Linked DNA regions of Homo sapiens: region 1 is linked to region 2. Evidence: read pairs that join two places in POLR2A ChIA-PET (ENCODE). Cell type or tissue: CD4-positive, alpha-beta T cell. All regions are shown on one strand. Links, peaks and the distances in the headings refer to the core of each region. The heading gives the core; the rest is flanking DNA.

Region 1 (7,663 bases), core at 1,420-5,419, 1.9 Mb after region 2:
TAAAAAGGTGTTAAAAATAATGCATTTGAAATGGTTTTCTTATTGCAAATTTAGATTTGGATGGAGCCAGCCAACGGCGTTATTCTGAGAATCTCTCCTACGGTGAAGATGACCACATCCCTGCTCACTCACAGTCCCCATGTGAAAGAGGGGATGCCAAACACCACGGCACATCTCACCAAGAGTCCAGTGTGGTCCAAAGCCTCAGGCGCCAATCCACAGAGGGCAGCTTGGAGATGGAGACAGCTTTTAATAGCCGGGGATTTGAAGATTCCTATGCCACTGACAGCTCCTCCATGTGGAGTCCAGAGGCAAGTTATTTGTTTTTCATTCTTTCATTGGTTCCCTTTCCCCTTCCCCTCTTTCCACTCTCCTTTCTCATCTCTCTAAAAAAAAAAAAAAATTCCAGAAAGGAAGCATTACTTTTATCTGCAATAAATTTTTGTCCAGATGACCAAAATCCCATGCATGTCAATAAAAGAGTCATAAATTTCTCTCAAAATGGAAAAAAAAGGATGAACGGTAAAAAAAAAAAAAAAGAAAAAAAGAAAAAAAAATAAGAATGGTGGCAGAATGGATCCAGGAACAGCCAGGCTTTTCTTTTATATAAAGGCTTTTTATAGACTTAATTTTAAATAATGGAATTTTCAGTTCTTTAGAGGGACTGGTTTATTTACTTCATGGTTTCAATTAAGTGGAGTCTATTTTTATTTAGCCCAAATCTCAAGTTACGATTATTTGATATGAAAATTATTTGAAAATTGAACTAAAATGAAATGGCCTTCCAAGTGAAATTATACAAGGTGTAATGATGCAGATCTTGCACTGTGAATATATACAAAATATATTTTGTGCCTAGGAGACAGCATTAATCAGTAATGCCCCTCTGGCCATTGACATTGGTTTTGTAGTAAATCTCTGATAAAAGATACTTCTTCCAAAGTTCTTTTTCAAGTAAAGCTTAGTCCAGAATAAATGTAACAATCAATCCAGAGATATGGCTGGAGGTGATGATGGTAGTAGCTACCATTTATTGAGCAGTTAATATATGCCAGGCACTGTGATAAGGATTTTACCAAATTGTTTCCTTTTACTGGCCCTTACGGTTATTTTTCCATTAGATAGATCCCTCCTATCATGATTCTGTGACATTGGAAGGCATTAAGGAATGGTGTTTAATACCTAATTTGAAATTAATTTTGATGAAATAAGTCATATACATATATAAACCTTTAATATAATTTGCAGGGATGGGGGAAGAAGGAGAGAGGTGAATGGATTTTATTAGCATCCATTTGAGAAAATAAACAGGATGCATCTCTTATTAGGACTTGGAGTGTCACACACGCTAAATGCTCAAGGTAAAAAAAAAAAAAGGAATCACAGAAAACCCTGTTTCCAAGCCTTAACTGCTAACATGTTGGCGTGTGTAGGTAGTATCTAAGGAGGGGTATGCATACACATCTGTGCCCCTGTGTAGATGTCTCTGCTGAGGACCAGAAATGGTAGCTCACATATGTGGTTTGTGGCTTGTTAAAAAGCAGCCCTTCATATGGAGGCACCCAAAGCCATTAACTTTATACATTTTGTTTAAAAAAAGAAAAAACTCTGCTTACCCGTTAGTTTACTACCAAGCCGTATCAAATCCCACACACTAACTCTTAAAAAATATTTTGAATCTCTCTCCCAAAAACAAAACAGACCAAATGATTTGCCTGCCTATTGATACTCTGTCTCCTTGGTGATTGTGCCATGAGGCTTGGAAGTGACTTCTCCAGGTCACCTCCCATTTACCTGCCTGCTGGAGCTTTAATAGAAGACTCGGTATTGAGGGTACTAAATGTTCTCAGACTCCAAAAATACCCAGACATCTCTGTGTGCTCCATTCAACCTCCTATCTATTTTGAGAAAAAACTGTAATTTGGTGCTCCTACAGTAGAACCTCAAATCCAACTCGGAGGCAGTTCCCGTAACTGCCTGCTTTGCAGGCTTAGCTTGCCTTTTAAGAAATGATTTATTTGCCTCTTAGCTGTATTGAGAACTCTGTCTTCCCCTGTGTATCTGGCATCAGGAACATATTGTAGGCCTGTTTACTTTAGGCCACACAGATGACATCAACACTATCTTACTAAAACAGAAAGGCTTTCAATTTGACAGAAAATCTTTAAACCTACCTGGGTTTTGACAATTTGACACAAGTATTCTCATCTTAAGGAAAAGCCCAGGATATTGGAGCTCAAGGAATCATTTATTTTGTCTCAGCAGGAAACTGGTCGTGCAGTGTGACTACCTGTTAGGCTGATGGATTTTCGAGCTCTGCTCTTCTCTGCTGGCGAAGGCCTTTGGCTTTTTCCTGCAGACCCAGGGCTTGGCAGGAAAGACAATGGGAGTGTGGCTGGTGATTTTGAGCACACAGGGAGACAGGTGTCCCACTTTTCATCTCTGCTTTCCACTGATTAATTGGTTGGCCTTGAGAAGTTAATTAAAATCTGCCAAATGGGGATAAGAATGAAGAGATTTTTACCTTGCAGGAAGGTCAGATGGATTAGTGGTATTAACAGTACCCAAGTGAGGAGCTCCTTCAGTTGCCTGGTGAGAGGTAAAGTGTGTTGAAATAATTAATTGCTATGAAAATACCAGCATTCACAAATCTTTTTCTCAAATCAACCCAGGGAGGGGCTACAAAGCCCAGTTTTCATGGGCCACAGCTTGAATTGGCCTATCCAAAGCCCAGCCATTGGCAGGATCTGTTTATTCAGAGGAGTTCTTAGGACAGTCAGGAGCTCTACCCAGGACTCTCTTAGAAACCTGCAGGTGGAGTGAGCATTTATCCGAAGAGACAGCCTGATACATAAGTGGAGAGAGCTCCTCATTCACTAAAATATTTTTACCTTGGCATTGAAGTTGACAAAACTAAGAGCTATTAACTAACATTAAGAGCAGGGGCCTCAAAGGATGTGAAAACCACAGAGAGTGTGATTCCAACCCCCACCTTCCGTCTTCTCCCCCTTCATCTTGTGCGCTTGCTCTCTCTCTCTCTCTCTCTAGTGCTCTCTCGCTCTCTCTCTCTCTCTCTATATATATATATATAAACACACACACACACACACACACACATATGTCTATATGTAGAAATAGTTATGCCTAAAGGTTTGGGGAAGAAGAAAGGAGACTGTATGTTTCAAAATAAGGTTTGAAATTTTGAGTATTGGATACGAGTTAAGGCAGGCCTGGGACTCAAACTGCCAGGGCATGAGTCCTGGATAATCTTGTCTGGGAATTTGATCTGGGCTTGGGGGGAGAGAGCGTGTTAGTTATTTAGTCTTTCTAAGCTTGAGTTTCGTCCTCCATAAAATGAAGATATTAAAATACCTACCTCATTGCATTGATGTAAATATTCAAAAAGATAATGTTTCTTAGTTGGGTTCCTCAAAAAAGCAGAGCCTACGTAAAGGCTTTGTTCCCTGCTTTGGGAGTGCAACCCCAGGGAACAAAAGTGCGAGACAAGGGAAGTAAGGCAGGGAAGAAGGGAGGTCAAGTGTGAGAATACACAGTTGAATTGGCCACCACTCAGTATGGCTAATTGCCTGATCTTGTGTGATCACACTCCAAGAAGCTGTATGAACTGATAGGACAACTGACTACGGGGCAAAAAGTAGACTTCACATATATTGGTGTCAAGCAGGGTTCTGCAGCTGTCTAAGCCTTGGCGGTCGACAGAGAGACCAATGATAAGAAATGAGAATTATATTGTGTGGGTAGAAGGTAAGACTTTATTGAGTAGTTCCAGGCTGAAACTACTTAGAGCCCATATAGGCTGTGCCTTAGGGGAAGATGGAACATGAGTTAAGGCCAAGAAGATCTGAAGTGTTTAAGAGCCAATTTTTATAGTCTGTAAAGGATTTGATATGGTATTTGGCATAAGAAATAGTTTAGTAGATGTTAGCTATTATTACTTATGGTCAGAAATGCAATACAGAGATGATCAAGAGTAGGCTAAAATAGATGGGAGTTTTAGGAAGAGACAAGGGAGTTTGAGAGAAGATTCTGACTTGATTTTTGAGTTGGCCTAAATCCTTGGAGACTTGCTTCTAATATATATACACTAGTCAGTTGTATTCAAAAGTCTCTATAGCAACCACTTTTATCACTTGAAACTAAGTACCTCTGAATAGAAACACTCACGCATGATTGCATGCTCACAGGAAAGGATATAAGAAGCTTCACTTATTTTACAAGAAATCTAAATTTTCTTGCAGGCTAATTTGAATCTTAAAAGAAAAGGATATTTATTAGATGTCTACTGTCTGTCAAGTCCTCTACTTTTTACAACATCCCTACACAGAAGGTACCATCTCCATTTTACAGTTGAGGAAAATAGAACATGGAAAGGATTAAATGACTTGCCCAGTGTCATAGAGCTAGTAAGTGGTAGGCCTGGGCTTCCTAAGGAAATACGAACCCAGAGAACCATGAACTTTCACCCAGACTATGTGGGAAAGTTTCATTGATGGATGCACATTTTGAGGCATTGTATTATAATTTGAAACGAGATCTCTAAATTAGCAAGTTCTGGTGTTCAATTGCATAAATAAGAACTGGTTTGCAATAAGAATCAGATCAAAGTTTAGTTACAGGTAAGGATCATGCCTTCAGAGGAAAATAGAATTATTATTGACATTATTTATAATTTGTTAGTGGGGTGGTTCATTATAATAAATGCAGCCTAGCTCAGTTTTCCCAGTAAGGTCATCAGATCTGAGTGGCTGCATGTAAATTGCTACCCAAGGGTGACATTCCATAAAGAGGGATGTGTGTTTGAGAATAGGTAGCACCAGTCCAGTGGTGGGAATAGATATTTATGCAGTCTGGTCTAAGCCAGGTATTTTCATATCAATGAAAACCTCACAACAACACACCAGCAAGTAGGCACATTAATGTGCATTTTTAAGCTAGACTACCGAGAGGCTGGTCTATTTGGCCAGGGTAAAAAAGCTAGTCAGTGGTAGAGTTATGATTTCAATTTAGGTGTTCTGGCTCCAGGCTCAGTGTTGCTGTTTACTAAAGGGCTGTGGAGGTGTCCTCCTAAATCCTTGCTGCTCAAAGTGTGAGCCGAGGCTAGCAGCGTCAACATCCCTTGTGCCTGTCCCAGAAATGGCAGGATCTCAAGCTCCACTCCAGACCTACTGAATCAGAATCCTCAGATGATTTAGGTCTACATTAAAGTTTGAGAAGCTCAGCCCTAAACCTTTTCTCCCACTTAGATTGAAAATATACTGAAGCATCACCTTCCTGGGACTCCCATCAAAATTCTTGTCTGTAGAAAGCTCTTGCCTGTGGAGAACAGGCTCAGGCTCAACCATCTGTATTTAGGGACACAAGGAAAAGTTGCCTATGGACAATTGCCTGTTGACTTAATTTTAGATTTAGCATCTCAGTTGGTTTCAATGATCCTGGGCAATTGTGCTTTTTGAGAGGCAGTATATATGAAAACACTTTGCAAAAATATAAAAGCTTTAGTTATCCATTCCAAAAACATTCACGAAGGCGCACCATATGCTAGGCACTTTGCCGTCAAAGAATTCACAGTTTAATGCAGCGATAGACCAGTAAACAGACCTATCTGATATAGAGGGAATACACTGGCAGTTAGAAAGCAGGGATTCTGAAGGAGCACAAAGGGGCACCAACTGGCCAAAATGTAATTGGGTATCATCATTTCCATTTCTAATTGTTTCCTCTGCCTGCAACAGGAACAGGACAGGACCAATTTGCAGGTGCCATCCGGGGTCTCAGAGCCCATCTCAAAGTGTGGTGACCTAGATGTCATCTTTGAATATAGAGCCGCCAGCCAGAAGCTCACAGTGACCATTGTGAGGGCACAGGGCCTCCCAGATAAGGACCGAAGTGGTGTCAACTCCTGGCAAGTTCATGTAGTGCTGCTGCCTGGTAAGAAACACAGGGGCAGGACGAACATACAGAGAGGGCCCAACCCCGTCTTCAGGGAGAAGGTCACCTTTGCCAAGCTGGAGCCCAGAGATGTGGCTGCCTGTGCTGTCCGCTTCCGCCTGTACGCTGCCCGGAAGATGACCCGAGAGAGAATGATGGGAGAGAAACTATTCTATCTCAGCCACCTGCACCCAGAAGGGGAAATGAAAGTGACTCTGGTTCTGGAGCCAAGAAGTAATATAAGCGTGAGTATGTTAAATGGTGCTGCTAATGATGTGGTGTGTTCGAAGACCTGGGATTGTCAGCCCTTGATTTAGTACGTTCAGTCTGTGAATTCAGAGACTTTAATTTAATTTTCCATTTGGCTCTCCTCACCCTTGTAAGCCATGATTTGCACTTCATGGTACAATGGGTCTTTCATGCCTGTCTTCCTGATAACCTGATGGATAAATGCCCTGTCCATTTTAGGACAAAATAGCAGCAGTGTGGTAGAGGGCATGGAGAAAAACAGGGAAGGTGGCTTGGCCCTCTGGATTGTGGATAACTGATCCTACTCCTCCTGCCCCCAATCTGCATCATGATGAATCTCAGAGATGGGACTTTCTGGGCAAGGTTCTTAACGGGTATGCTGGGGCAGACTGAGAGAGCAGCCCAGAACTTCAGCTGCTTCTGAAACCTTTCATTTGTGTTACTACCGTCTTCCCTCATACCCCATTTCCCTGCTTGCCACAGGGTTTCAAGGAAAGGTGTCATAATTTACATGCCTACAGGATGGGCAGCTCACTACTGCTGTGGGTTATATGTCATGTAGTATGCCCATCTCCTTTTACAAAACCACGTTAACAGATCAGGGAGCTCTGTAGGCTCTGGATTCAATCAGTCATTCATTCAGAGATGTTTACTGTCAATTATGGTATAGGCAAAGTGGATGCAGGAAAGAACTAAGCAGGCGATGCCTCTGCCCTTGGAGAGCTTGCAGTCTAGTGGTGGCCAAGTAGGCAAGGAGACAGAGTGATAGGCTGCCGCTTGTTTAGAGGATCAGAGAAAGTTTCTTTGAGGTGGTGATAAAACGCCGGAACTCAAAGCATCGAGAGAGCGAGGCTGGTGCTGTGAGGAGGATGAGAGTTCCAGACAGAGTGAACAGCACATGCAAGCAGTCAGGATGTGGGGTGGCCGGGGGAGTGGGGAAGCTTGTCATATCTGAGGAAGAACAAAGGAGACAGAAAGTCTGGACTGTAGTGGTGGCAGATCTGTCTGCTTAAATGTCCAATGATGTCTCAAAATTAACGTCTTCAGGCCTGAAATCCTGATTTTTGCCTCCCTAAATCTATTCCCCCTGCAGTCTTCTCCATGTTGCTTAAAGGCAGTTGCATTCTTCCAATTGCTGGGGTCAAAAATCTCAGAAGTCATCTGTGACTTTTCTGTTTTCCACCTGAAATCCTATTGGCTCTATCTTCAGGTACAACCAGAACCTGGCTCTCTGCTGGATTACTGAAATAGCTGCTCAGCGGTGGTCTTTCCACTTCTGCCTTTGCCTCTACAGACTCTTCTGGACATGGGAGCCAGAATGAGCTTTTTAAAGTTATAAGCCAGATGATGTCTCAGCTCTGCTCAGATCTCCCTTTTTTCTTAATATCTGAGTAAAGCACATCGGAAATGATGGAAAACAGAATGCAGTGGAGATCAGAAGGGATCCTGCGTGATAGAGCTTGGG
Region 2 (7,663 bases), core at 3,256-7,255:
GGCGGAGATTGCAGTGAACCGATATCACACCACTGCACTCCAGCCTGGGCGACAGAGCAAGACTTTGTCTCAAAATACATAAATAAATAAATAAAAGCAGCCGTGAATTTTTAGCTTCTTTTGTTCTACATGGAGGAATTTGTACTTGTTAAGACATGAAAAGTACTAATTCCATAATGACAAAGGCTCAGAGATTAAGGGGCCCAACTCATGGGCCCGATCTCACTGCATGGACCCCACTTGCCTAAAGCCCTTTGTATGACAGCACCACGGATGGGAATCTCTTCTGCAGTTACTTCAAAGCAAGACTATATCAATATAAGATGCTACTTACTCTACCAAACTCCTGGAGAACAGCTTTGGTAGCCGCTTCATGGGAACCAGTGTCGGTCAGGTCAAGGGGCAAAACAAGTATATCTTTTTCTTTTAAATTGCCATTCTCTAAATAAAGACAAAAATTTGTGTGGAAGTCATGCCATAGTTCAGTCAAGCTCCTTGCTACTCCCACTAACACCCACCCTGCAACAGGACTTGGCAACAAACTCATTTCTGGGTGGCCCTGTGAAAGTTCCTCTCGGTGGTCAGGAAGAGGACTAGTGGTTATATCAGACAAAAAGCTGGCTGGCCTCACAGGAAGTAGAATGGCAACTTGAATATGCAGTCTAACTTTACAATTTGATTTCTGATAGAAATCAAGATTATACTACAAACTAGAAAAGAGCAAATATTTTAGAGCAATTTCTTTAGAAGTACAGAGGTACCTTTGTTTTGTGATAGGCTCACAAAGATGAGTTGCTCTTCTACACACAAAACAACTACTTGTGCTTAAAATCAGTAAGAAGCTCAGAGTCCTACAGTCAAATGACATATAGAAGCTTCTCTCCAGAGGCTAAGGATTCCTGGAGGTAAACAGGGAAAAGGACACATGCCTGAAATTCCCAACCAAGAAACATGCTGCTGCTTTGTGATTGGCTTTCTGTTCATCAAAAGAACAACTGAAACTAATTTTCCTGGACTCTAACCTTGAAATACAAGTAACATCAGTAAGAAAAACAAGCAAGTATAGAAAATAGAAGAGGTAAAAAGACTTCATGGGCAAAAGAGTTAAGCGTGAAACATCAACTGTATTAAATGAAAAAGTGGGCACTACAGATCTGCAAGATAAAAGGAAACAGCCTTGTGCCAGGTAAGAAATGCTGACCTGGTTCATCTACTCCACCAGTACAGGACTTGCAAGTCACAGCAGTAGAGGAACAACTATCAAAAGAAGTGGCCCAGTGCAAAAACACAAGAGGCCTTTGAAAGCAGTATCATGAAAGAGGCCTGTTGCCCTGCTGAGCACTACTGTGGCAACTAACTCTCATTTCTGGGTGGTTAGCTCGATCAGCAAAGTTAAAGATTTAAAAGAATGACAGGTAGAGAGATGGCCCAAAAAATGGTCTGTTGGAAAATTCAAAATTATCTCAGTTTAGGTACTATTAATAAATGTTCCATGAAAAATAATAACTTTATACTTGAAGTTGCTTTCAATGTGAACATAATGGCTGGGTGCGGTGGCTCACACCTGTAATCCCAGCATTTTGGGAGGCCGAGGCAGGCAGATCACCTGAGGTCAGGAGGTCGAGACCAGCATGGCCAACATGGTGAAACCCCGTCTCCATTAAAAATACAAAAATTAGCTGGGTGTGGTGGTGCACGTCTGTGGCCCCAGCTACTCAGGAGGCTGAGGTACAAGAATCGCTTGAACCTGTGAGGCGGAAGTTGCAATGAGCCAAGATCACACCATTGTACTCCAGCCTGGGCAACAAAGTGAGACTTCATCTCAAAAAGAAAAAAGTAAACATAACTACACCAAAATTCAAACAAAAATATTAACACTGTTGCCCTTTATGTGAATATGAAAGTATTACCTCAAGTTGTATTTTTTAAAGCTAATTCCATTCCTGTTCTTTTATCCTATATAATAAGTCTTATCCCATATGATTTTAATATCTGATACTTTAATAAAATGAGTAAGGATTCTTCCTAATTTCTATGATCAGATACATGTATGTCATGGATAAGAACCCAACTGTTTTTTCTCTAAGACAAAAATCTAAGATACTTGGTCACTAAAAATCCACCAGCATTTTATATAATTGTTGGTCACTCCCTAATGCCAAGAGTCAGTGCAAAAAAAGCATAGAAAGGTGGCAGAAAAGAAGAAAAAGGCGAGGGCAGCCAATTAAGGCAAAAAGGAGAGGAACTGAGATGAAGCATGTAGAACATTTGGAGCCGGGGGGAAATCTCACTCCTCTCTAAAAGTCCCAAAACTGTATTTGAGTTTGGACTGATTTATTTCTAGGAAGCACCGCTGCTATTTCAGATCCGCTTACCTAGGCATCTTCTTTTCACCCTTTCCAGCTCATGCACTCTTCTGGCTGACAGCACAAGAGAAACTCCTAGTTTAGACAACTGGTAAGCCAGCTCCTCACCAATTCCACTCGAGGCTCCAGTCACCCACACCACCATATCAGTCAGCTCCCATTCTATGGAAGGAATGTAAATGGAAGGAAGAAAATAAGCAATGAATTACGCTCATAAATCCAAGATTAGAAAAAAAAAAGAAAGCCTTAAACAATACCACTAAATATGAAGGCATGATGTATAGAGTTAAAATTTGAAATATTCTAAGAAAGCATCTCCTTCTTAACTAAAAAAAAAAAAAAGCATTAATACAAATCATACTAGTAACAGTTATCAACACAGTATTTGTATATTACAGAACCTTCATGACTTTTCCAGACTTTACTTCAAGGTAAGCCTTATAACCTCATGGTTTCACTCTAAGGCTCTATTTAACACAAACAGGTAAGATAAATATGATAGATAAGATAAACAGGCTAAGTAAATACAAAAATCACTGTCTGGACTCACTTTTCCTTAGCCATTAAATGAGGCATTCAGATTAGATGATGGCTGAAGGTCACATCCAGTTTTTAATTCTATTATTCTAATATTTTGCAATGGAGGTTGATGAAGAATCTAAATATACCAAGTTCTGTGCTGTTGATGGAAACATCCTAGATTTTTAAAGTAGTATTTTCCCCATTTGCCAATAATGCCTGATGCCTATCAGCTCAAGGTCATTTTGTAAAAATGTTCCCCAGATGCCTGAGCTTTCATCTTAGGAGAATATAGTAATTCACCCAAGAACAAATGCATATTACAGAGAGATGAAATATTGTACTCTGCTTCTCCAATTATGTTCCTCTTAAAAGACTACAAATGTTACAGTACTAAAGCAATGACAAATGGTTTATTCTTTTCTCCAATGAAAAACTTATTAGCACTTCAGGAGATGATATTCACTGTCTCTCTGAACCCGTAAAGTCACTGTTATGCAAAGTTCCTGGGTGACTTATTTACTAAAATATATGTTATTTATCAAAAATATCAAATATCGTATCACTTAACATCACATTTCCGATTTTAGATCAGAAAAGTTAAAATCAGGAAATGATTGTACTGTTTTAAACAGCTCTAAATCCTAACTGTGATGTTAACAGTACCATCCCTGGAGACTGCCAGGGTTCAAATGCCAGCTCCATCACACACAGCACTGAAATGCTCCCAGGTGAGAACTTGGTGCCTTAATTTTCCACAACTGGAAATGTGATGAATAAGAACACATCCTTCACAGGATTGTTGAGAAATGAGTTAAAACATGGAAAGCACTCAGGGCAGTATCTAGTACATACTCAGTGTTTAATAAACGTCAATTATAATTATTGCTCAAGTTTTTTAACAGATGGACTTTACTACAGCAAAACATAGAACAGTCACTTAATAACGTATGTCTCCTAACTTCTCCAGCCAGGAAAACAGAGTTACCAATTCTAATGGCTTAACGTTTTTACATTACTTCCTATGTACTTAGCACATTGTCTACTAAAAGCCTCACCAGAACTGTATGGAAAGGTATTATTATCTCAGTTTTACAGAAAAGGTAACTGAGGTTTACAGAGATTAATTTGTCCCACTAGACCATAGATTCCATTAAGGGTAGGACCCTGTCTACCTTGTTCATTGCTGTGGCCTCAGTGCTTAGCAAAGACTGGAATATTGAAAAGGCTCCATAAATAACTACTGAATAAACACCCAAGAACCCTGGCAGAGCCGGGATATAAGCCCAGGTATATCTAGCTCCAAAGCCCACACTGTCCACTATTTCATGATATACACATTTACATATGATCAATATTTTAAAACCCAACTGTTTCTTAGACATTCAAGAAAATACCACTTGTCCTTAAGAAAAAGGTTCCATGTAAATATCTCAACTAAGGCCAGGTACGGTGGCTCACATCTGTAATCCCAGCACTTTGGGAGGCCAAGGCGGGCAGATCACTTGAGGCCAGGAGTTCGAGACCAGCCTGGCCAACATGATGGAACCTGTTCTCTATGAAAAATACAAAAATTAGCCAGGTGTGGTGGCGCATCGTTGTAACCCCAACTACTCAGGAGGCTGAGGTGCAAGAATTGCTTGAACCTGGGAGGCAGAGGTTGCAGTGAGCCAAGATTGCTCCACTGCACTCCAGCATGGGTGACAGAGTGAGACTCTGTCGGAAAAAAAAAAAAAAAAAAAAAAATCTCAACTAAGGATGGAAACATCCCAAATACTATGTCTGGGCTACAATGCTTTCCTGTCATATAACGTACTTTTGTGAAAAGGCACAATTGGGCCACCTTCCTATAGGACTTTATCAAGAACAACATAACATCTATTCAGATAATCATTTATTCATTCATTGACTACTTGTTGTTCCCAAGTTCTGCAATCATCACACTCTAGAGTGAATATCATTTGTTTTAGAAACACAGGATTTACTAACTAGTGTCGAGCTAACAAAGACCTCTTGATATTTACACACATAAGCAAATATTTAAAGCTGATGGTGTAAACTTTTAATACAATCACAATTCTGGCCTCTTCCTCCCACCCTGAAGAAACTTTTTTATTTAGCACCGTTTGTTTCCCGATTCCACAGAATCTGGTATACATAATGGCCTCCCTTTAAGAGCCCCTGAAAGTAGATTCTTAAGAGTTGAAAGGAAAGTGATAGTTCAACCCCCACTCCAGTTTGAGAATTCTCTTCTCAAGCCCTTGACCCATCTCTAATTCCCTCACAGGATGAGGAAGCTAATTATCTCTGAAGGCTTCAGCTCCTTTTTTGGGAAAGTCTAATCATTCCAGGGATCTTTTTTATACTGATATGATAAGCTTTTAAATGCTATCAACCAGTAGCAGTGGGCAGTAATCCTGCCTTGTGGTTTGACAAAGAAGAAATCAAACTTCTGGTGTCGGTGGGTCCAAGTGTCCAGCCTGAGGCATCCTCCCCATCCCTTCCTCTCCCAGCACCTCAAACATTCATCAAGGATTTTGTATCCAAGGCCCAAAAGTTTGTTACCCAAGACGACAAATATTGACATGGATGCAGTTGATGCTGAAAATCATTTGGAATTGGAGGGAAAAACACAGCTTATTAATCAAGTGTTGGAACCCCAACATACACTTCAAGATCTCCCTGTCAGAGGAGATGCGGTTACGGAAGAAAATCTCAAGCTAAAATCAGAAAACCAAGTTTCTTAGACAATACACAGAAAATTTCATGTCAGCTTCTAGTGTTTTTCAAACAACTGACACAAAAAGCAAAAGAAAATACAGAATTGAAGCCCTTCTGTTTTATGGAATTGCTGCTGACCTTTCTTTATATGTTGGACAGATTTCAAAAGTGATAGTACCTTTGTTTGTGGTTTCATTGAATATTTATGAAGCTAATGTCAGATGTAGGCAACATTCATAGCATAACAGGAAACTTCCATAAGTTTGTGTATTATGTTAGTCTATGAGAATGTGCAAATGTATTGGAAACTTAATTTAGAATAGCACATATTTATGAAACTTAAGATGAATGTTTTATCAAATTTGCTCTGATTTGTGGGTTTAGCCCTGTCTTTTATTATAGGCTTAGTAAGATATACAAGAAAATAACCATCATGCTGTGAAAAAGTGACCCCAATCAGGTACTGACTGCACAGATTCATGTACCCTATCCATCTTCTTGGGCCCCTTCTCCACTGGCTTCTTCCTTCCTATCTCCCCTCCCCCAGGGAAAAACTGGTTTCATATTTGTAAAAGCAATTTTAATACTTAATCATCTCTGAGAGTAACCTGAACTTTAATTGTCAAAACTTAACCAAATGAAGACATTTTCTCAGCTAGAGCTTCTCATTTGTGATATTTAATACTAAGATAGAATTGCTGGTTTCTCTTTAATCAATTGAAAACAAAAAGAGACTATAAAAATGAAGATTTTTCATTGAAACTGAATTGTCAATCTGGGAAGATAATTTTTTGTTGTCAAAAACTTCTTTTTGGCCAGGTACAGTGGCTCACGCCTGTAATCCCAGCACTTTGGGAGGCCGAGGCAGGAGGATCACCTGAGATCAGGAGTTCAAGCCCAGCCTGGCCAACATGGCGAAACCCCATCTCTACTAAAAATACAAAAATTAGCTGGGCGTGGTGGTGGGTGCCTGTAATCCCAGCTACTTGGGAGGCTGAGGCAGGGAGAATTGCTTGAACCTCTAGGAGGTGGGGTTTGCAGTGAGCCTGCACTCCAGCCTGGGCAACAAAGTGAGACTCTATCTCAAAAAACAAAAAACAAAAAAAAAACTTCTTTTTTTTTTTTTTTTTTACAAAATTACCTACTTTGTATCTGAAAAGATATAAATTATGGTCGTGTGTGTTTAAAATAGAAAAGCTTAAGGGAAAATAGAAATAGGATGGAAAAGTACTTGGGAAAATACTAGTAACCAACTCCAAATATTTTCACTCCAGATTTTTGTTATCTCTGGCACAGAGTAGATCTTTTGGGAAATATATGAGAGTAGATTAAGCTCGACTAACCTGTTTTTTGGCGGGGGGACGGGGGGAGGGGACAAGGCCTGGCTCTGTCACCCAAGCTGGAGTGCAGTGGCATGATCTTGGCTCCCTGCAACCTCCACGGCTCAGGCTCAAGCCAACCTCCCACCTCAGCCTCCCAAGTAGCTGGGACTACAGGCGTGTACCATCATGCCCGGCTAATTTTTTTGTGTGTATTTTTTTGTAGATATGAGGTTTTGCCATGTTGCCTAGGCTGGTCTCGAACTTGTGAGCTCTAGCGATTTGCCCACCTCAGCCTCCCAAAGTGCTGGGATTACAGGCGTGAGCTACCGCATCTGGCCAACTTTGACTAATCTTATGTACCACATCTGGAAGAGAACAGTTACAAAGAGTTTGGTCTCAAGGTATATTTCTACTCAGCAGATTAACTTTTGCAAAATTCCTTAAGAATGTATTAGTATCAGAACTGTGAAAAATGGGAGTTTCAGATGTACACTTATTGATAATCTTGCTCAGTTTTATCCTGCTTGTTCTCCCAGAATTTTTTGTAAACTCAACTCCTCTGTTTACAGAGTTTTAGTCACTTTTAACAATTTTTTAAAATTCAGTTTGTAGACTCCATTTGTTAAGGGAATCAATATCAGAAGTAATACTAAAATGTTATAATAGGAAAAGGGATCCACTAATATAGCTTATGGTTATTAGAGCTGGGCTACCTTTAATCATGGAATAATCTTA

The links. Peaks named below come from ENCODE experiments on the same cell type or tissue, not always from the same donor. Only the 100,000 strongest peaks of a DNase experiment are listed, where the experiment ranks them.
Region 1: POLR2A ChIA-PET joins it to region 2 with 5 read pairs; 1 of 35 experiments calls an interaction of 5 or more read pairs at or near these places.

The regions. Positions count from the first base shown.
Region 1 is chr14:62,075,081-62,082,743 of GRCh38, forward strand. SYT16 (synaptotagmin 16) reads left to right here. Exons shown (of 8, transcript NM_001367656.1): 5 at 55-311; 6 at 5,754-6,194. Among named protein-coding and RNA genes, the nearest start is that of LINC00644, 61 kb to the right of the region's middle. RefSeq lists an enhancer at 5,992-6,111. In CD4-positive, alpha-beta T cell, for the core only: no CTCF peak of the experiment used is centred there; a DNase peak (open chromatin) is centred at 3,001.
Region 2 is chr14:60,153,625-60,161,287 of GRCh38, forward strand. It overlaps DHRS7 (dehydrogenase/reductase 7), which reads right to left. Exons shown (of 7, transcript NM_016029.4): 2 at 2,376-2,528; 3 at 335-441. It also overlaps the pseudogene SCOCP1. Among named protein-coding and RNA genes, the nearest start is that of DHRS7, 7.9 kb to the right of the region's middle. In CD4-positive, alpha-beta T cell, for the core only: no CTCF peak of the experiment used is centred there; no DNase peak of the experiment used is centred there; H3K27ac peaks cover 580 bases.